3 separate regions of the Homo sapiens genome follow, and all the other regions are linked to region 1. The links are chromatin loops, found by intact Hi-C in ENCODE. Cell type or tissue: K562. All regions are shown on one strand. Each heading gives the region's core, and the rest is flanking DNA. Links, peaks and the distances in the headings are about the cores only. Region 1 overlaps PDE11A (phosphodiesterase 11A). Region 2 overlaps AGPS (alkylglycerone phosphate synthase). Region 3 overlaps PDE11A (phosphodiesterase 11A).

Region 1 (5,000 bases), core at 1-5,000:
TTTGTATTTGTATTTACTATTTTATATAGTTCTATAGTCTGTCTTTCCTGTTTTTGAAATCATGCTCTGGTTTGGCTGTTCTTCCTATTTTTCCTCATTTGGAAATGGATTCATCCAAAATCTTTTAAGTGTTTGTGAATCATAATTCTCTTGGTCTCAAGACACCCTATGAAATAGGAAGTTAGGAGACAATGTCTGGCTGAAGGGTTTTCTGCAGTCTCTGTAGCCAGATCTGCCCTTTTAACAGTCTTTGTAAGACCATGGACACAGTAAGACAAGAGCAAGCAAGTGTATAAAAAGACAAAGTAACCACCAGACCTTTTGGTTAATTTCAATTTCTAGGCTCCAGGTTTCCTCATCTGCAAAACAAAGCCATCTCTAGCTAAAAAATGCTATAATTTTATGAACCTATAAAATTTATCTCTAGGAAGAAAGGGGAAAATAAAACATAAAACAACATAAATGTTGACAAAACATTTAGGGGTTTTTATGATTTTCGCATACTCAAATTTTTTAATTCAAGCTCTGTTCAAGATAGCTCAGCTTGATTTAATTACATATAAGTAATTTCCAAAGCCCCCATGACTATATTATATTTGAAAGGTAATATAATATAATAATACTCATGAGGAAGATGTGTGATTACGTGGGTAAAACAAGAGTCTCAATCTCATCAGTATAAAAACTATACACTAATGCTACCTATAAATGTTTAAATAAGAAAAATGTCTTAAGTACTAAGAAATTGCAGTGTATAAAAACAGGTACATGTCCATTATCTCACTTGAGGCTCACAAAGTCTTGGTGAGGGCAGGGTTAGCATATCTCCATTTTATGTAGAAGGCAACTAAGGATCAAAGAACCAGCAAGAAAAATGGAACCCCTCTGCTTTGGTTTTTCTTCTGCAATGTTTTGTCTGTTCCTGAAGACAATGCTGTTCTTCAAGTGGCGGAGTAGGAAAATGGAAGCAATGTCATGGAGTTTCATTTTTAAGTCATTTCTTTTGATTCAGCTATTATTCTTGAAATCTTGGTGGCATTTTGACATTTTGGGGGTCAAATAAGCATGAATGGTAATGACGTCTGAGAAAGACAGAATTGTTGGCTGAACTCAACATATTGACTTTTAGTAAGACTGTTTATGGTACTCTTTGGGCAATTAATACGTAATGTTGTTTTATTAGAAACTTCTTTTTGTATTGTGGTTGTACTATCCATGTGACTTTTTGCCCTGGGGTTTTAGATTACTTGGGAACCTAAGGAAATTGGAAACAGAAACATTATGGAGACATTGCATCATTCTTAGCAAGAGAGTATATGGTTCATTATTCTGACATCTCGCCTGTCTTCCTTACAGTCTGATTGGCTATCTAGCTGTATCAAAATCTCTTGACATCTGGAAAGCTCAAAGGAAAAAGAGTAGTCCCACTCTATTATCCTGTGCTCTCCAGGCCTGCCAAGTACCTTGTACGAAAGATAACAAGGATATGAGATTGCAAACATCAGTTTCATGATAAAGCACTTGTCAGGTGATAAAGTCTTATGTTTAAGGCATGAGCACTTATGAACTAGAGACTATTTGGGGGAATATGAAGTGAAGAATGTGAGACTGGGCTTGCATTTTTTATAATATTTCCTATAGTGATACTTGATATTGGGAACATCATGGATGGTAATCTGCACATCTGAAATATGATGATTTTAACATAAAACTCTCAAGGTAAATTTTAAAGATTTTTCAGAAATTTTAGCTATTCTGAATTAGCTCCTGATACTGTTTCCATTTGTGTGTGCGTGTGTGTGTGTGTGTGTGTGTGTGTGTGCACGTGCTCCAACTTAACGGGATAGTCATATGATTTGGAGTTTCAACTCTGGCTTTACAAAAGGATCTCATGGCAATTCATTGTCTCCAAAGAGAGAAGCAAATGGAAAATCCCTGAGAAAACAGGGTCTGAGATGAAGCACTTTGGCCACTGGGTGCCATCCTTGCTCCACGTAAGGATTTGCTGAGCCACATTTCTAGGAAAATGGCTAAAACCCCAGAGACAGTAATTTAAAAGTAATATCGAGATATAATAATGTTTGTGTGTACGCATGACCTGGAATATGTTAGTGACATGGACAGCTTATTCATTTGCCCAGGCACGAGGTGGAGGGACTGGGGGACTCTCCCCTTTGGTTTAGCCTTAAGAACAAAGCCTGTGTAAGGCCCTTGTGCTTGCTGTATCCCAGTGAGGCAGCCGGCGGGTGGCCAAGGAGGCACCGTGGAGGTCTGGGGATTGTTGATGAGGTGGTGCAGTAGGCATCTGGAGGTCAGCAGGTCAGATGCTACATTAATTCTTTTTATTGTGGTGTGTAATTGCAGCATGCATGCAGCCAGGAGATTTGAGCCTCGCTGTCTGTGTGCCTGCACTCTATTCCTTCAATGCATTCATTTCCTTGCCAGAGCTGATAGAGCCATCAGGCACTCCTTCTCTTCCTTTTCCCCAGAATACTGCATGTTGGTGAAATGGTAGCTCTGTTGAGGTGCTTTTCGCTTCCCTAGAAGCAATTCATAACGTTCACAAAGACACCACCTTAGCCAGATATCAGAACATCTATAGTCAATACACAACATCTGTGCAGGATTTTTCTGTCTTTGGATTTGATAGCCACAGAGAATGTTCTTTGAATATTCTTTTTTTTTTTTTTTTTTTTTTTGAGACGGAGTCTTGCACTCTCACCCAGGCTGGAGTGCAATGGCGCCATCTCGGCTCACTGCAAGCTCCGCATCCCGGGTTCATGCTATTCTCCTGCCTCAGCCTCCCGAGTAGCTGGGACTACAGGCGCCTGCCACCATGCCTGGCTAATTTTTTTTTTTTTTTAGTAGAGATGGGGTTTCACCGTGTTAGCCAGGATGGTCTCGATCTCCTGACCTTGTGATCCACCCACTTCGGCCTCCGAAAGTGCTGGGATTACAGGATTACAGGAGTGAGCCACCGTGCCTTGCCTCCACAGAGAATATTCTAAGACTGTCATGTAATTCAGGATGATGTTTCCATCCAGGGCCTAAAGCATTTCATTGAGACTAAAAGGAATTAGGCTGTGAACAAGTCAGAATTTTAATAAAAACTGCAAGTCTGTTACAGTCCCACTGTAACAGAAAACTCTAGAATCGTTTCTATAAGACCACATGGTAGAAGGGATCTAAGTTCAAAACAGATTTCACCTCATCCCCCCAGGCTGGGGGCCCCAGCATCTGGCCTCATACTGGCTCTGAAAGCCTTCCCAGAGCAGCATCCACAGGTACTTCTTTACACTCACTATAATCAAATCCACACCCACGAAAGGTGAGAGTCTGAGAAGGGCTGGTAAGAACTTACAGCGAGGCTCTGTTCAACCTATCCAGGGATAAGAGGCTTAAATACTGTTCTGTTGTTAAGCATCTACAAGTGGACGGACTTTAAAATACATTTCCTGGGCTTTCTGTAGGATAACATGATACCAATCATTATACATTTTCAAATATTGCTGTTCACTAAGACAAATGCTATGATAACCACAGCATTTTTGCTGATTCTAAGTGCTTTCATAGCTCTTATTTCATTGAATGTTAACAGCAAGCCTCTGAAGGAGGCATCAGCGGCTCTATCCCATTTAAGGATCAGGCAGCTAAGAGAGATGTTACACTGCCAGTTTGGAGACCTTGGTTCATGCTGCTGAGGCCCTTTTCTTGGGCCCCAGTATATGCTCAGTCTACTCCATGTGACAGTCATCTGGAAAATAAACATTTACTGAACATTTTACCAGCTGCCAGGCCAGTTTTTGGTGCCTTACCTGTATTAATTTATTTAGTCTTCACAAAAACCCTACTATTATTTTTCTTATTTTACAGATGATAAAACTGAGGTACAAAGAGAAACGCCCAGGTAACTACATTGCACACATTAAGAAATTGAGATATGGGTGGGCATGCTGAATTTGTAAGATCCTTTTTGAAATGTCATGGAATGCGTTTTGTTTGAGATTCTTCTCGTCTTGGCTTGACCCTCCTTATCGTCTGATTGTGAGCCCTTGAATAATCTTGGTTTACTTTCTCGATAGATGGGTTCAGGTTTCAACAGACCTTGCTAAGAATGTTTTGGTTTGTTTATGTGTTCGTTTGTTTGTTTTAAGGTTACATAGTTTGAAAAGTAATCCAGCCCCATTGCTTGAGCAGGTATGATTCCTTAGCCTTCAACATTCTAGAATATCAACTTCAAGGGACATGTTTGTGGGCGCTAACAGCACTTATTTTCTCCAAAGGGCAAATTTCAAACAATTCCTGTGCTGAGTGATCCCATTCCTCTTGCTACTAGGTTCATTTTCCTAACACATACTATAATTCACCTCTGGCCTTCCTGGAGATGGAGACGAGTTCTGTGAAAACCAAGCTTTGTGATTTCTGTGGGAACAGGTGGCCGTCCTCAACACTTGGGCTTAAGTTTGTCAAACAACTCCGTAAACCACTGAAGCTGGCTTTTGAGGAAAACCACTTTTTACTCTTCCCCTCACCACCAACAGAAAAGATTTAGAATTCAGAAATGAACGAGAAGAGAGTGAGAGGCTTTCTGTGATGACATTTCTCCAATATGAATTTAAAGGGAATTTCTTTCCCTTTAAAACCATGAAGAAATTTATGCTTCTGCCTGAAATATCTTTTAAACCATCAGTGGTCTTCTTGAAAACAGCTTTACTCCGGTTCTCTGAGGAGTTGTGTGTGAGGGCAAAAGCTGGTTATTTTGATAACCCCTGAAAGACCAGGGGCCCACTATTCTAGTGTTAGCAGTGGCCCTGTCTGACCTGGGGTGCAAACAAGCTTCTCTCCCAACAGGAACTCTTTCTCTTATTGTGTGGTAAATTCATTAGTGGGAAGGCAGGGTTGAAATGGCCCCAAGGTCCCAGATGTAAAATCTCCTTCCTCTATATAGTATGTAAAAGCCCAAAGTCTTCCCAGGAAGTGTTACAAATGAGAGCGTAGTG
Region 2 (11,522 bases), core at 3,401-8,400, 270 kb after region 1:
CTGCCTTGGCCTCCCAAAGTGCTGGGATTACAGGCGTGAGGCACTGCACCCAGCTGCTATTGTGGTTTTTTAAAATATTAAACTCACTTCCAAATTTACTAGCTGGACAGTTTGATCAGTGAATTTTCTGTTATTTCAATGTTAATCGTGTCATTTAACAGGATTTATTAATTATCTATATTTTAAAGCAGTGGTTACAGACAGTGCAAAAACTCCTGGGCTTTGTAGTCAGACAAATCTGGGTTCATCCCTAGCTCTACCACGTATGATTTGTGGACCGTAGTCAAAATAATGAGTCTTTGAGTCATTTGTAAAGTGGGGATACCACTCTGACGAACAGTCATGAATAGAATTTTATAAAGTGTGCTATTGACAATGTAATCAGCACTATGCCATCTAGGATTTGTTCACCCCCTTGCCAATTTGATGATTAATTGAATCAACATATAAATGCCTATTACGTGATAAGTGCAGGTGATAGAAAAATGACTAAGAAACATACCCTAAATTCGAGAAACTTTGGTTTATAGAGGACATCTTTGGATTATTTCAATATACACAATGATATATATCATTTCAATATACTAAAATTAGATAATGTCAATATAATGTATTAAGAGTTGTACCTGAAGTAGAGATTATATTAAAAATATTAACAACTAATAATATGGCATGTGCTTTGTTAACAACCAATGTGGTATAAACACCGACCAATCAGCCATACGGTTAGTGCAGGGTCTGGGGCACCTTTTGTTGTGCTAAGCATTATTTCCTCTTTTGCTTGATCATGAAGCCATGGCAGGATATATTAATGTAAAGGCTTCAATTAAAATTGAGAAATAAAAAAGGTTATATAGACAGCCAAAAAGCATGATCAGATCTGTATTTCAAAAGGATCACTTTGGTGGCTAAGTAAAGGGCAGAGAGAGGGGAGACACAGTAAAGACTAGAGAAGGTAGAACCTATAATACCACAGACAGGAGCAAGCTAGAGGGGAGCAAGTAAGTATGTTTTCAGGTATAGTAATGAGAACATGGAAGAGGGATGACAGGAAGACTTTCTTTAAACCTTCACTTTAAATTGTTATGGACTCCAATTATAAATAAGTATGGCCAAATCATAACTAATTTTACAAATGCCTAGGTCTAACATTGTTTACAACAACAATAACATATAAACGAATAACACAGTCTTATTAATTAGATGCATGGCTCTCTTTAAGACCTAGATCTTTAAATGCAGGCCAAAACACACAAGTGGTTTTTCACTTGATTTAAGTATTTCATTACTTATAGAACATATTTATCTTAAACTTTTGTCAGTAGTATAGTATTTTGAAAGTAATTTACTTAAAGAAATAAACAATTATGACTAACTTAGAAGAATGTAATTTTAAAACTCTTAATATGTTACGAACCTGACTTTAGTTAAGTTTCTATGTAACTATAACCATGCTTCCCTAAATTAAAATCTCAGCTTACTTTTAGACATGACAAAAGCCTGCCTATCTTTGCCTTTAGTATTTATTACTGAACGATCACTCTCATGATTTTAGGAATTGTTTTGAGGGTATTTAAATTCTATAAACTTAAATCCCAAAGTAAATTTCACAATATAACTACAACCCATTATCATATCTTTTTCCCAAGACCACCACCCATTCTTCTATGTTATTTAATCTACCCAATCAAATCAGTCTAGGTGTTGTCTTCAACTCCTCCTTTTATTTAGCCTTCCACATCCAGTTAGCAAACTGATTTTCTGAAAATCTATCATCCGTTCTCTATCTCCATTGCTGCTGCCATGCTCAAAGCCCTCAAACTTTGCTTCTTGAGCTGTTTCATCTCCTAGTGTCTCTCCTCCATGCATGTACCCTTCTAATCTATCCTGCACAATGCTGCCAGAATGAGCTAAGATGTAAAGTTGATTGATTTTATTCTTCAAAGAAATCCCACTGCTGACAAGACAAAATCCAAATCTATCCTGCAAAGCCCTAGCCCACCCAACCAACTTTATCTCATGTAACAACTCTAACCCCACCCTCTATTTGAGCCACATAGAACAATTTGAAGTCCCCTAACACACATCATTGAGTTTCACACCTTCACATTTTTGCTGCCAAGTGAAGAAGTCTGGTTGAGAAGAAGAAGAGACATCTAGGCAAACTTATATTCACCTTTGAAGATTTAGCTCAAGCATCTCTCTTATAAAAGCCTTTTCTGACTCTTTATCCTCAAGCAAAATCAAGAAGAATCAATTCCTTCATTTGCAGCCCATGGTATCCAGTGCAGTCTTCTTTCACAGGCCCTCCAACACTGCTACCCTCACTCATTTATGTAATTGTCTATCTTCATTAGACTGACATCTTCCTGAAAGGCAAGACTGACGTTCTTTCTACCTCTGCACTCCGTACTCTTCCTACTGATGTTTCATAAATTTCTGTGGCTAAATGACATTTTAAAATTACCACTCCTTACTTACCAAACTGAAACTGCTTGTTGTCCATGAGGCGAATAGATGCCGGAGCACATCTCTGTTTTAAAAAGAAAAAAAAAAGTGATACAAATTTAATACAGTAAGAAGCTAGACAGGTAGAATGTGAATATTATCTTTCTATATTTAAGAGATCAAGAGCTTAGTTCCTAAGGATTTACAGAGGAAAAAAAGTTAACTTTTCATATACTTTTATGAAGACAAATATCAATGACTTCTATAAAATATTTGGAGAGAAGAAATCTACAGATATAGATAAATAAATACAAACATAAGTTAACAGATTTTAAATTTATCAGCAGAAAAAGCTGCCTAATGTCTGGCAAAGACATATGAGAATATCCTAAAAGAAATACCAGACCCCAAAGTGGATTATTTTAGAACAAAGATGTTTCTAAAACTAAAATCCAGTGCCTCAAGTATTATGCCATTTTATGAACTATACTGTATTTTATCCACAGTAAAGGTAGAAGATGAAGACATTCTGACTTTTAGATGAGCACTATTTCAGGCAAACCACACAGCCTCCAAAAATCACTTAAAACACAGACACATGCACACACAGCTTTATCATATTCCAAACAAAAATTACATTAAAACTATGTTATTTTCTATTTTGTAGTCTTATTAAATGTATAATAGTTTAAAAATGTTAAAGAAATGTACTACCTGAGTAATTTCAAATATTGGCATAAGAGTATCTTTGTAGTTGGGTTGATACTTCTAAAAACGTTACCAGTTTCCAAAAATACTAAAGGAAAATCAGTTTTCTTCACGTTTACAAATCTGAAATGTTTTTCATAAAGTGGGCACATTGACTTCTAATAAAATATACAAAGCCTGATTAGACCAAATTTCTTTTCTTCATAAGTAGAATATACATATAACATATATATTTATATATTCTAGCTTAAGCACATAAGTAAAATATGAGACAGTAACAGCCACTCTGTCATTCATAACAAAAACATTTTAAGTTCCTACCAGCAACTTGTAAATTCCATCTCCTGCTAACAACCACATTCTACCGCACCTTTATCAATGGCAAGTATTATTAATGAAAACAATTCACGTAAGTACACATATATCAGAAAATGGGAGGGGATGGGTGCAGTGGCTCACACTTGCAATCCTAGCACTTTGTGAGGCTGAGGTGGGCAAATCACTTTAGGACAGGAGCTCAAGACCAGCGTGACCAACATGGCAAAAGCTTGTCTCTACTAAAAACACAAAAATTAACTGGGCGTGGTGGTATACACCTATAATCCCAGCTACTTGGGAGGCTGAGGCATGAGAATCACTTGAACCTGGGAAGCAGAGTTTGCAGTGAGCGAAGATTGTGCCACTGCACTCCAGCCTGGGCAACAGTGCAAGACCTTGTCTCAAAAACAAAACAAAACAAAATGAAAAAAAAGGGGGGGGGGGGGAAGGAAAGTATATTACATTTAGTGTAGTAAATTTCTATGGGTATTTAATCTTTAAAACAATTAAAATATGCAAGTCTTGATTAAATCTTGGTTTGCAAACACTATTCATAAAACATATCTTGGAGATAACTGGAATAATCTTATATAATGAATATTAGATGGCATTAACAAATTACTGTTGATTGGCCAGGCGCAGTGGCTCACACCTGTAATCCCAGCACTTTGGGAAGCCAAGGGAGGCAGACTGCCCGAGGTCAGGAGTTCAAGACCAGCCTGGCCAACATGGTGAAACCCCATCTCTACTAAAAATACAAAAAAAAAAAAAAAAAAAGAAATTAGTCAGACATGGTGGCACACACCTGTAGTCCCAGCTACTCAGGAGGCTGAGACAGGGGAATTGCTTGAACCCAGGAGGAAGAGGTTGCAGTGAACCACTGCACTCCAGCCTGCTGGGCGACAGAGCGAGACTCTGTCTCAAAAAAAAAAAAATTCCTACTGATTTTCTTAGACATGAAAATGGTATTGTAGTTATAAAGAAGAACACTATTCCGTCTTTAGGAGACGGTGCTGATGTATTTAGGTTAAGTGCTGTAAAGTCTGCAACCTAGGCTGGGTATGGCGGCTCACACCTATAATCTCAGCATTTTGGGAGGCTGAGGCGGTGGATCACCAGAGGTCAGGAGTTCGAGACCAGCCTGACCAACATGGTGAAACCCCATCTCTACTAAAAATACAGTATTACCCAGCCGTGGTGGTGCATGCCTGTAATCCCAGCTACTTGGGAGGCTGAGGCAGGAGAATCACTTGAACCTAGGAGGCGGAGGTTGCAGTGAGCCGAGATTGCACCACTGCACTCCAGCCTGGGCAACAAAAGCAAAACTCTGTCTTTAAAAAAAAAAAAAAAAAAAAAAAAAGTCTGCAACTTAATTTCAAATGGTCCAAAAAACATATACACGTACATGTTAAACAGAGCAAAAACTTAATTATTGTTGAATATATGAAGTGGATAGACAGGTGATCACTGTACCAGTCTTTCAAATTTTCTGTATGCTTAAAATTTTCAAATTAAAAAGCTGGAAAAAAGGCAAGAAAGCTCCTGGGCAACTGCTGTATCATATAGCAACTAATATTCAATTATATTGAGTGTGATTTTTAACTTGATAATCAAGTCACATAAGCTAGCTATCCAGTATTCCTATTAGTATCAAGGAGGAATAGTAGATGGTAACAGACAAACACTATCAAAACAGAACTAATAAGCTAAAGAATTTTTTTAATTTTAGATATTAAATTATTTTAACATGGACTTTTTTGAAATTATCTAATTCAAACCAACGGTTTTAAAGTCTCATACTTCAATAGTACCAGATTTTTAAAAAGTCAGTAGAGTTTTTCAGTTATTGTCATAACTAAATGCTTATATAAGTAAAGCACTCAAAAATAGCATCTAGGTTGGTTTATGATCTCCTGGTAATTGATATTTGTAAATCACTGCACATCATTCTAAATATATAAAGCTGAAAACATTTCTTATAATTCAAATAATTAAAAGTTACCACTACAGTTAATTAAATGGAAGGTTCTATAATCAAGAGATCAAAATAATGTTACTATTCTTAAAAAACAACATCAATTTGAGTTACTATATGTACAGTTAAGATTAGGTTATGTTTCCACTGCTTTAAAACTAATTTGGTAGGTTTAAAAAAACCACAAAAGATTGCCTTCAAAAGTCAGAGACAGCACAAGTTCTGAGAATTTGAGCTCTAAATTCACTCCCATGTTATTTACTAATGCAGGGCTGAGAGTATTCCACAGATTTTGTAAAGGAGGGAAAAAGGTCCTTGAGTTAAAGTGACCCCTGCTGGTAAGCGATCAAAACTAACCTGAGAGGGAATATTTTTACAAATTTTAATGATGGGTTAATGATAAATTCAGGGAATTCAAGAATACTCAGACAGAAATTGCTTACTAAAACTGAGCTAATGAAATAATTGATTTCTTTCCTGCTACGATAAATGTACCCTTACTAGAATCTCTCAAATCATCGAACTTGTACCTAACTATATTTTATACTTAATAGTCTGAAACTATATGAAACCTGATATGGACTAATACAGAAATATCAGTATACTTTTTGTACTTTAATAATGAAATAAATAACCACGATGACTTCACAACATGGATACAAGACTGACTTAGTCAAATTGCTGGCAATTTCTTCCCTTTAGGGATGCTACAACCAGGAATTTACTTGATTGCATAATCTGAATAGTAAAAACTATTCTGATTAGTCTTATTTACTTAGTACTCTCTGCACTAACTTAAAAAGCAACATATTTCTCAATCCTATCATTTTATTTAAAAATATTTCCTTGGCCAGGCGCGGTGGCTCACGCCTGTAATCCCAGCACTTTGGGAGGCCGAGGCAGGCGGATCACGAGGTCAGGAGATCGAGACCATCCTGGCTAACACAGTGAAATCCTGTCTCGACTAAAAATACAAAAAATTAGTCTGGTGTGGTGGCAGGCGCCTGTAGTCCCAGCTACTGGGGAGGCTGAGGCAGAAGAATGGCATGAACCCGGGAGGCGGAGCTTGCAGTGAGCCGAGATCGCACCACTGCACTCCAGCCTGGGCAATAGAGCGAGACTCCGTTTCAAAAAAAAAAAAAAAGAAACATCAAAATATTCTGCAAAACTGGTTTTTCTAAAACTAAGTCATAGCTCTTACTTGTCACAGAAAAAATCAGAACTTGCAATTCAGATGAGACATATTTGAGAAGGCACCTCTTAAAAGACTAGTTACCAGCAAAATAAATTCAACATTAACATATATTTCACATGTCTGAGGGGTTTCTGCTAACGTAATGTCATAAGGATAAACTATAAAAGTATAAGCATTGAATGGCAGCCATGTAACTCTGGTCCATGGCTAAGGAATGAATTATACTTGATTGAAAACATTTGTTTCCTCAAAGGGTAAATCCACATCCTATGTAGACTCTGGAACAGCCCAAATTCTTGAGCCTAGAGACTACCTTGGAAATAGACTATCAATCTCATGTTGTATCAGAAGCAAATGCTTCAATACTAAACTCCATGTGCTATACAAAAATTTGGGCACAAAAAATTATCATAATATGCAACATCCTCACTAGAAGTGAGGAACCACATATAACTGCATACTATCCATTGCATTATGTTGGTTATCAAGCTAAGAGCACACTACCTCAAATAAGGCACACAACAAAATTGATTAATTTAAAAGTTCAAATCCCAGCACTTTGGGAGGCTGAGGCAGGTGGATCACAAGGTCAGGAAATCGAGACAATCCTGGCTAACACGGTGAAACCCTGTCTCTACTAAAAATACAAAAACAAAATTAGCAGGGCGTGGTGGCGGGCGCCTGTAGTCCCAGCTACTCAGGAGCCTGAGGCAGGAGAATGGCATGAACCTGGGAGGTGGAGCTTGCAGTGAGCTGAGATGGCACCACTGCACTCCAGCCTGGGTGACAGAGAGAGAATCCGTCTCAAAAAAAAAAAAAAGTTCAAAAAAGGCTATGTAAAAAAAGATAATCTGTTAAATGTGAATTTCTGGACATAAAAACTTAAAATGTAGACAAATTCTTCTTCTAACTAATAAGTCAGAGTTGGTATCACAGATGAAATGATAGACTATTTAAGGCTACAGTTATTACTGGTTGGTCATCTTAGAGATGACATACTGACTTACAGCTAGGAGTCCGTATGATAAACAATAAGAACTTTTTATTTTGACAAGTCAATTGTTGCTTGGTTTTAAAGAATAAAATAATACATAATAGGGAGTGAATATTGCCCTCCACTTATATTAAGGAAAAGACCAAAAGATAATGCCAGTCTCCTAATTATAACTTTATAGTTTTTCAGTTTAGTAAAGGTATAATAACTTGTTCTGAGTGGCTTCTGGTAGAGAACATGTCTCATAACTGTCTTAATTTTGCTGGATCAAACAGTAAATGATCCAATTAACCAAACACTTGACTAGGGTTATTCTCTCTGCTTCAGAGAAAAAAACGCATGACACAAAAAAAATGATTTAAAATAATTTCAGTTTCTCTATGTAATAAATACTCCCAAGAATTACTGTTGAATAAAAAGAAGTTTTAAGTGTTTTATAAGGTAAGTGCTAAACCTGACTCCTTCTAATTTATTTGAACTCCTCCAAGATAAATTAAGTTTAAAACAGAACAATTCATAAAATTTATGTCTTCCCAAATTATAATCTAAAATCATTAAAACAAACAAACAAAAAACCCCAAACCTTCATCAGTTTAAAATTGTTTAAAATAAAAGTGATAGAAGGAAGGAAAAATTACCCTCCATCAAAAGGTAGTGGGAAGAAAAGCTGCATTTTCATCTATAATTCTAAAAACCTAGTTCGAAGAAACTAGGTTTTACTGAGAAGAGTTTTGAGAGGAATGAGTACTAATCAATACCAAATACAGTTTTTCCTCTTGTTGGAATAAATGCTCCTCTCAAAATACCATAGGGCACTACTCCTAAGTTTTTATTGAAAACAAACAAAAAAAACCCAAGCTTCAGAAACTGCTTCTGAGCTTGTTTTAACACTCGGTTTTCCTTTTAACCTTGTAAAGACATCGTTATTTCCAAACTAACAATTTTATTTATCTCTTTTAGAGAATAATAACACGTTATATCTAACACTGATATGCTGATTAAAAAACATTATTTTCCTCCTCTTCATAGGCTACAGCAGGAAATGTATTTTCTGAGAACGTCTTAAAAATCATTTACCCATCTACTGAATAAAGGAGGAGATTATACTGGACTGCCACTTATGAGAAAGAATCACATTAATCTTCCACTAAATCCTCCTTTCTAGCTTCTCACAAGGCAGTGAAGTATTGAAAGAGGATACTTGCTCACATGGACAAAGATCGGATGAGAGACTTTAGTAGAATCCTTCTAATGCTAGTATAAGGTTGCTTAATTTATTTCCTTCAGTAAGAATAGTAATAAAAATATACATATAGCCCACTTTGCTATTTGTGAACAGTCATGTATGTTCTTTCCCAAAAGATATTTATCCAAAATTACAGTTTCCCATTTCAAAAGCAACTTGAATCTGAAAATATTGCAAAGATGGAAGTGCTATAAAATGACAGTGAAGAATTACAAGCAACCAATTCATTATTCAATCAAGAATTTGGCACAATCATAAGCCATGTACCATCTACTTTAATGGATCTTAATTCCCCTGCTATCAACTGAAATTCCAAATCCCAAATTGAACAATGACTAGTTCCAAAACCTGATTTTTTCAATTTTTCTGCCTGAAAACACTATTACAAAGGAAGGCAGCAAATACTGTACCACTCTTGACATATGAGACTTGTATGTTCTACAAACTAATATACAACTTTCCCTAAACCATTATAAAACCTTTTATCCATTTCCAGGTAAGATAAACATTAATGCCTCTCTACATGTGCATTATAATAGAAGTAAAATATGTAGGTTTCCAAAACTGTTAGATATCCAAATCCCAGTAACTACTCTTAGCAATTGCTCCATTATTAAGAGCAATGCTCGAGAATAGAATATTATCTATCTGGACTTTTAAAATCAGTTTCAAGTAAGACAAACTTTCTAGTCCATAATATTTGTATTTCTAAAAACTGTCAATTATTAAGTACATAGAACTGAACTGTCATAGCTATAGACTAGAAAGGACCTTTCTTTACGACCTGCTTTTTTAACCACATGGTAGCACTGTCTATCAATCATTATCTTTATTTTGTTCCAAGATATATAGCTAATACAGTTTTTTTTGTTTGTTTTTTGAGATAGGGTCTTGCTCTGTTGCCCAGGCTGAAGTACAGTGGCACGATCACGACTCACAGCAGCCTCGACCTCCTGGGCTCAATGGATCCTCTCACCTCAGCCTCCAGAGTAGCTAGGATTACAGGCACATGCCTCCATACCCAGCTAATTTTTGTATTTTTTATAGAGACAGGGTTTCGCCATGTTGCCCAGACTGGTCTCAAACTCCTGGGCTCAAGTGATCTGCCTGCCTCAGCTTCTTAAAGTGCTGGGATTACAGATGTGAGCCACCGCACCTGGCTCACTATAGTTTTGTGTAGTGAATTTAGATTATAGTCATTGGGTGAACATCCTAAGAATTTTTTTAAATGAGTAAAAGGACAAGTTTCACTGATTTCTGCAAGGATGAAGGAAAATTCCATACTTGCTTTTCAATAGCACAAGTAGGTCTTCTGTGTCACTTTCTATCAGGGGCATATCGAATTGTAATAAAAACTGTATCAGATTACACCAACTATTTATGGCGGAAATGTTGGAAATCAACATTTCCATTGTAATGAAATTATAAACTTAGTATTTTGATACATTTGTACATCACTTCTTATTAATGAAATTTAAGATAGATTTACATGTAAGTATTTGCAGTGTGGAAAAGTAGATGGAGCATCAAGAAAACAAAATATGCACACATCTAATCAAAAGCTTTATGAGTGTACTAAATCTGTGTTCTATAGAGGGGAGATATTATTGAAGGGGCAGAGTTGGTCAATACAGACTGAACACGACCTCTCTGAGATCTTTTGTTGAAAATAAATACAAATCCAAACTACTTTTATAACTTCTGTAATTTTTTAAAAAATCTAATTTGGGGCCGGGCATGGTGGCTCATGCCAGCAATCTCTACACTTTGGGAGGCCTAAACTGGAGGATCGCTTGAGTCCAGGAGTTCAAGACCAGCCTGGGGAACACAGGGAGATCCCATCTCTACAAAAGTTTAAAAAAAAATTAGCCAGGTATAGTGGTGTGTGCCTATGGTCCCAGCTATTCAGGAAGCTGAGGTGGTAGGATCACCTGCATCCAGGAGATTGAGAGGCTGCGTTGAGCTGTGATTGTGCCACTGCACTCCAGCCTGGATGAGAAAGTGAGACCCTGTCTCAGAAAGGAAAAATCTAATTTGGCATTCATATTTTTTTTCATAAAATTAGAGGCAATAATGGTGAATTAGAATTATGTCATTCAAGACTTGAACAAGAAATGACATGAACTACAATTCTTTAATAACACTTTTTGTGGCTGGGCATGGTGGCTCACGACTGTAATCCCAGCAATTTGGGAGGCCGGGGCGGGCGGATCACCTGAGGTCAGGAGTTCGAGACGAGCCTGGCCAACACGGCAAAATCCCATCTTCACTAAAAATACAAAAAAATCTGCTGGGCTTGGTGGTGGTCGCCTATAATCCCAGCTACTCGGGAGGCTGAGGCAAGAGAATTGCTTGAATCCGGGAGTCAGAGGTTGCAGCGCATCGAGATCGCGCCATTGCACTCCAGCCTGGGAGACAGAGTAGGATTCCATCTTAAAAAAACAAACAAAAAACCACACTTTTTGTGGGGGGAATAGTGAAGCTCATCAAAGACAGAGGGAAAATAAAACTATTTAAGACAAGCAGGGGATGGAATTTTCCTTCATCCTTACACAAATCAGTAAAACTTGTCCTTTTATTCATTTTAAAAAATTCTTAGGATGTTCACCCAATGACTGTAATCCAAAATCATTACACA
Region 3 (5,000 bases), core at 1-5,000, 120 kb after region 1:
AGAAACACAAAGGCCAGGATCTGGCTCCTAGCAGGTTGGCAAACTGATAAAAACAAAGGCCCAGGAATAATGGTAATAAGAGAAAATATATCCATTTCCCAAGTGGCTCATTCTAGATGTGTTTTTACAGCAGGATTTTGTAGCAGGTCAGAACATCCTAACCCCACTCTCAGCCACTGGCAGCTGTCCTAGCCTTAACCCTTCTTCCTGCCACTGTTCTATGGGGAAGAATGGAGGAGAGGCTGCTGCTTCCTGGGGTCACTGTGCCAGATGTTGAAGATACAAAGATAAAAGGCCTTGTTTCCACTGTCTCTCTGAGCTTGTGGGATACTAAGCAAGACAGAGTTTTTAAAACCAGTGATAAGGGACCTCTACTACTAGCCATGGTTGAGTAACGGGCCAAAACAAAACAAAACAACAACAACAACAAAACCCCAAAACCTGAAAAATATATGAAACAACACTTTTCAGACAATGGGCAACAGACAACATAATACAGTGGTTCCTGAGTAAGGGGAATGAATGAAGTGAGTCCTACAACTGTTCCAGCTTGTGGCCTGGATAGAATTTCTAGGCCACGGCACAGGCAGGGGGAATCCAGGCAGAGCCCAGTGATCTTGCTGAGTTAAGGAGGCAGAGCTAGGAGTCTAGGGAGGCCAAAGAGGTTACAGTTCCCAGGGAAGAGTAAGAGAGAAGAGAGGACTGCACAGAAAAAGCCCAGAGATCTGCAGAGGGCCACTTTGAGTCTTCAGGTTAGTGATGTTCATCATATCCATGTGAGGAAACTACTGAGGCTGAAGCAAAAAGGAGCAAGTAAAGTGATCCACAGAGGTCACACAGCCTGGGGAAAATAGTCCATGCTCCTGCCAGCTAGAGTACCCAAGAAAAGCCTTGAAATACATGAGGCATTGGATGCAGTTCTCAGAAGGGTATTGCATCAGTAGTGGGAGCAAATTAGCCCTCCACAAAAAAAAAGGCTGCTTTGGACCCAGCTTGCGCAGCTGAAAAGCAAGCCTCAAAGGGATTGAATTATTTCCAAATAACCTGACTATATTCCAGAACAAAACTGAAGAAGGCTTAAAGCAAAGGAAAAAAAATCCATCACCCAACAATATAAACTTTACAATGTCTGATATTCATCAAGAATTATCAAGCATGCAAAGAAGCAAAAACATCTGACCCATAATAATTAGAAAAATCAATCAATACAAATTCAGAGATTATATAGATCATAGACTTGGTAGAAAAAGACATTAAGATAGTTATTATACTTAGATATTTCAGAGGGTAGAGGAAAGATTGAGCATGATTAAGGGGTCATGGAAGATATTAAAAAGACCCAAATCAAACTTCTAGAAAAGAAAACGCTAATTTTTGAGGTAAAAAAAATATAGTAGGCTGGGCGCGGTGGCTCACGCCTATAATCCCAGCACTTTGGGAGGGCGAGGCAGGTGGATCACAAGGTCAGGAGATCGAGACCATCCTGGCTAACACGGTGAAACCCTGTCTCTACTAAAAACACAAAAAATTAGCCGGGCACGGTGGCGGGCACCTGTAGTTCCAGCTACTCAGGAGGCTGAGGCAGGAGAATGGCGTGAACCTGGGAGGCGGAGCTTGCAGTGAGCGGAGATCGCGCCACTGCACTCCAGCCTGGGTGACAGAGCGAGACTCCATCTCAAAAAAAAAAAAAAAAAAAATATATATATATATATATACACGTGTATATATATACGTATATATGTATGTGTATATATGTATATATGTATATATGTATGTGTATATATGTATATATGTATATATATATATGTATAGTAGATGAGATCCATAGCAGATTAAGCCCTGCAAAAGAAAAACTCAGTGACGCAACAGAAACTATCCAAAATGATATAGAAAAGATGGAAGAGAAATGAGCAGAGCATCATTTGAGCTGTGAGACAATGCCAATGGCTAAATATGTATGATTAGAGTCCCAGAGGGAAAAGACAGATGTAAAACATAGCTGAAGACAGGATGGTGGAAATAAATGTACAGAACCAAGATTCTCAATGAAGCCAAGCAGAAGACACATGAAGGACACTACAGCAATGCACATGAGAATCAAATTGCTGAAAACCAGCACTTTTAAAACTTGGCTTAAAAGGACCCAGAAGGGGGAAAAAAGACAAGTACAAAGAGACAAAAACACAATCCAGAACAGGATCTTTGAAGAACTGCAAAAAAATGCAAATACCTTTTCAGTGCGATAGATAGAATTGGAGAGATGGAGAGTGTGCTACAGGCATGCCTAAGGAAGGAGAGTTCTGGTTCCATACCAGAAGACCAGAGAAGACTTCACAGAGAAGACAGAATGTGAGCTGAGTGGCGAAGGATTAGTTCTCTAGGGAAGGAATTTTTTACACAATGCATTAGAGTCAGAAAGACTTAGGTAAACATCCTGGCTCCATCTCTCATTATATGACCATGGACAAGGCACTTAACCTAAGTGAACCTCAATTTCCTTATCTATAAAGTGAAGATGATAAAAGTACCTACTTCGTGGGACTGCTGTGGAGATTTTATGAGATAATGGCCTTTAGGCCCCGGCCCTAGCCCAGCACAGTGAACATTCAATATATAGAAACTCCTCTTATTTCTCCTTCCTAAATGTCTTCAGAAAAAGGAGGTGAGGAAGAGTATGTATTTGGCCCAAGAAGAAGTCTTTCCTTCTCTGCTACCAGAGATGCTGCTGGGGTTCAGACTGTAGCTAGTTACTTTTATTCCTCCTTCTATTTGAGGGGAAGCTGAGTTCATTGAAGACCTGATGGAGACGAGATAATGCTTAGAGGCAGCAGAGCAGTGGTTCTTAACTGGGAAGATGCTGCTCCCCAGAGGACATCTGGCAATATCTGGAGACATTTTTGGTGGTCACAACTTTGGGGAGGGATGCTACTGGCTTCTAGAGCATTCTATAATGCAAAAGACAGCCCCCACCATAAAGAATTATCTAACCCAAAACATCAATAGTACTGAGGTAGAGAAACCCTGCAGTTTCAGTTCTTCACTTACCAAGTGAATGACCACGAGTGAGTTCTTCATCCAGGCCTTGGTTTTTCTTAATTATATATATATAAAGAGGATAATAATAGTAACCATTTCATAAAGTTCCTGAGAAAATTATATGACAGTGTTAAGCACTTATTACAGTCTGACTCCAACTAAGCATTCAGTAAAAGTTTGCTAATGACAGTAAGAGTCCATGAAACACACTGAAAACACCTGTAACTGGTCAAAAATGATTGATATGCTGTAAGAGATTTCAGTAGATTCAAGTACCATTTGGGGAGTTTCTTTCAGAGAGGGAGTAAAATCAAAACCTTCTGGACAACATGATTATGATGCTTCAGTGATACCAAGTGTACTGTGTAGAAATTAGCATCTGGAGTATACAGAGAAGAGAGGGATCAAATTCTAGATTTGTGTATCCTTCTTAGCTCTACCCACCCTCACACTATCTTTCCAAGGCCTTAATCTAAACAGTAGCTATGGTTTCTGTTCCCTCTCTTTTGTTAGTATGGCTATTATAAAAATCCTGCTATATATCTTAAGTAAAATTATATTTGTTGATTCAGTAATATCTACCAAAACGCAAATACACATTCCCTTTCACCCAGCAATACCCATTCTAGAATTTGACTCTCTGATAAACTTCACACCTATGGAGAGGCTATGTACAGGGATATCCATTACAGCATTATTTGTAATGGCCAAATATAAACAATGTTTGGGTTCCATCAAAAAGGAACTGGTTAAACAAATTTTGACAGCAGTGGAATACTAGATAGCCATAAAAAATGAGGAAATCTAATTTTGTAGTGATATGAGTTTTTCCCAAGATATATTAAGAATAAAAGGCAAAGTGCAGATCCCTCTGTATGGTGTACTACCATTTGTAAAAAGGGGCAAATATATTTATGTTCTTACACATTCAGAAAATTTTTCTTGATTATCTACTCAAGACACTGAAAACATCTGTTGCCTCTAGGGGAGGAAACTGAGTGTCTGGGAAATAGTAGAACGGAGATTTTATATTGCACCTTTGTACCGTTTTGTATCCATGGAACTATGTGAATGTGTTCCTTATTCAAAACATAAATAAAATACGGAATAAACTGTATATGCTGGTCACAAGAGAACTCAACAGTGGAGTGTGAATGAAATCAGGAAATAAGTGGGGTCCCTTGGCCACCTAGATGACCAGATGCCCAGGCTGTGTCCCATAGTGGGGCAAGTATCCGAGGTCCTGTCTGCGATGGGCCAGGAGGGAACTGGAAGGAACATGGGGCCCCAGTGATGTCAAAAAGGTTGCCCCAAGGGAGAAGCACTGCATCCCAAATAGGGTTTTTAGGTCAGCATCAACTCTAACCTACACTTGAAACAAAACCTGAGTTATCAGTCCTACACTACTAAAGAAAATTCTGGTTTAAAGAAAGAGCACCCTAAGGATTAGAACCATTAGGTAGAAGTTACAGGGGTATAGATTTCAGTCCAACATAAAGGAACAACATTTTAAAAACAGAACAATCAAAAACTAAATGGACTCCCCTGGGAGGTTGTGCACGCACTGCCTCTGAAAGGGTTTCAACGGTAGCTGTGTGGTCACGCAGCAGGGATGCCACAGAGGAGAGTCAGGTGTCTTGAGGCTGATGCAGCCGCATACATAACCTTTAGAGTTCCTCCGTGTGTATATGGAGAGTGATCAGATGGGTGCTAAGTTTCCCCCCTTCTCTTTCACTGAGGAGCAAGTCAAACTAGACAATAGCATTCTCACAGAACCCATCCCGTATCACTTGATAAGAAACTTTTAAATACTAGAAGCAATTCTCTTGCTGATGACTCACTACACATAATCACCATAAGCCTTGGAATTTAGGTTCGTGGATAAACCCTTGCTTTACTAGTATTTTAATAGTTCCATATTCTCTCAGCTAACTGCATTTCTGTAACAAATTAAGAGTGTAAGA

Evidence for each region. Hi-C counts contacts between places; a loop is a spot of excess contacts. Peaks named below come from ENCODE experiments on the same cell type or tissue, not always from the same donor. Only the 100,000 strongest peaks of a DNase experiment are listed, where the experiment ranks them.
Region 2: it touches region 1 in a loop (14-fold over the local background); 18 of 110 quality-filtered maps call a loop at or near these places.
Region 3: it touches region 1 in a loop (7-fold over the local background); 5 of 110 quality-filtered maps call a loop at or near these places.

What each region holds. Positions count from the first base shown.
Region 1 is chr2:177,755,996-177,760,995 of GRCh38, reverse strand. All of the region lies in intron 10 of PDE11A (phosphodiesterase 11A), which reads left to right. Among named protein-coding and RNA genes, the nearest start is that of PDE11A-AS1, 85 kb to the right of the region's middle. In K562, for the core only: a CTCF peak has its summit at 1,982; a DNase peak (open chromatin) is centred at 1,985.
Region 2 is chr2:177,484,159-177,495,680 of GRCh38, reverse strand. It overlaps AGPS (alkylglycerone phosphate synthase), which reads right to left. Exons shown (of 20, transcript NM_003659.4): 12 at 2,482-2,533. Among named protein-coding and RNA genes, the nearest start is that of IFT70B, 63 kb to the left of the region's middle. In K562, for the core only: a CTCF peak has its summit at 5,783 (motif pointing left); no DNase peak of the experiment used is centred there.
Region 3 is chr2:177,634,695-177,639,694 of GRCh38, reverse strand. All of the region lies in intron 19 of PDE11A (phosphodiesterase 11A), which reads left to right. Among named protein-coding and RNA genes, the nearest start is that of IFT70A, 18 kb to the right of the region's middle. RefSeq lists an enhancer at 4,467-4,546. In K562, for the core only: a CTCF peak has its summit at 2,866; DNase peaks (open chromatin) are centred at 194 and 4,664; H3K4me3 peaks cover 150 bases.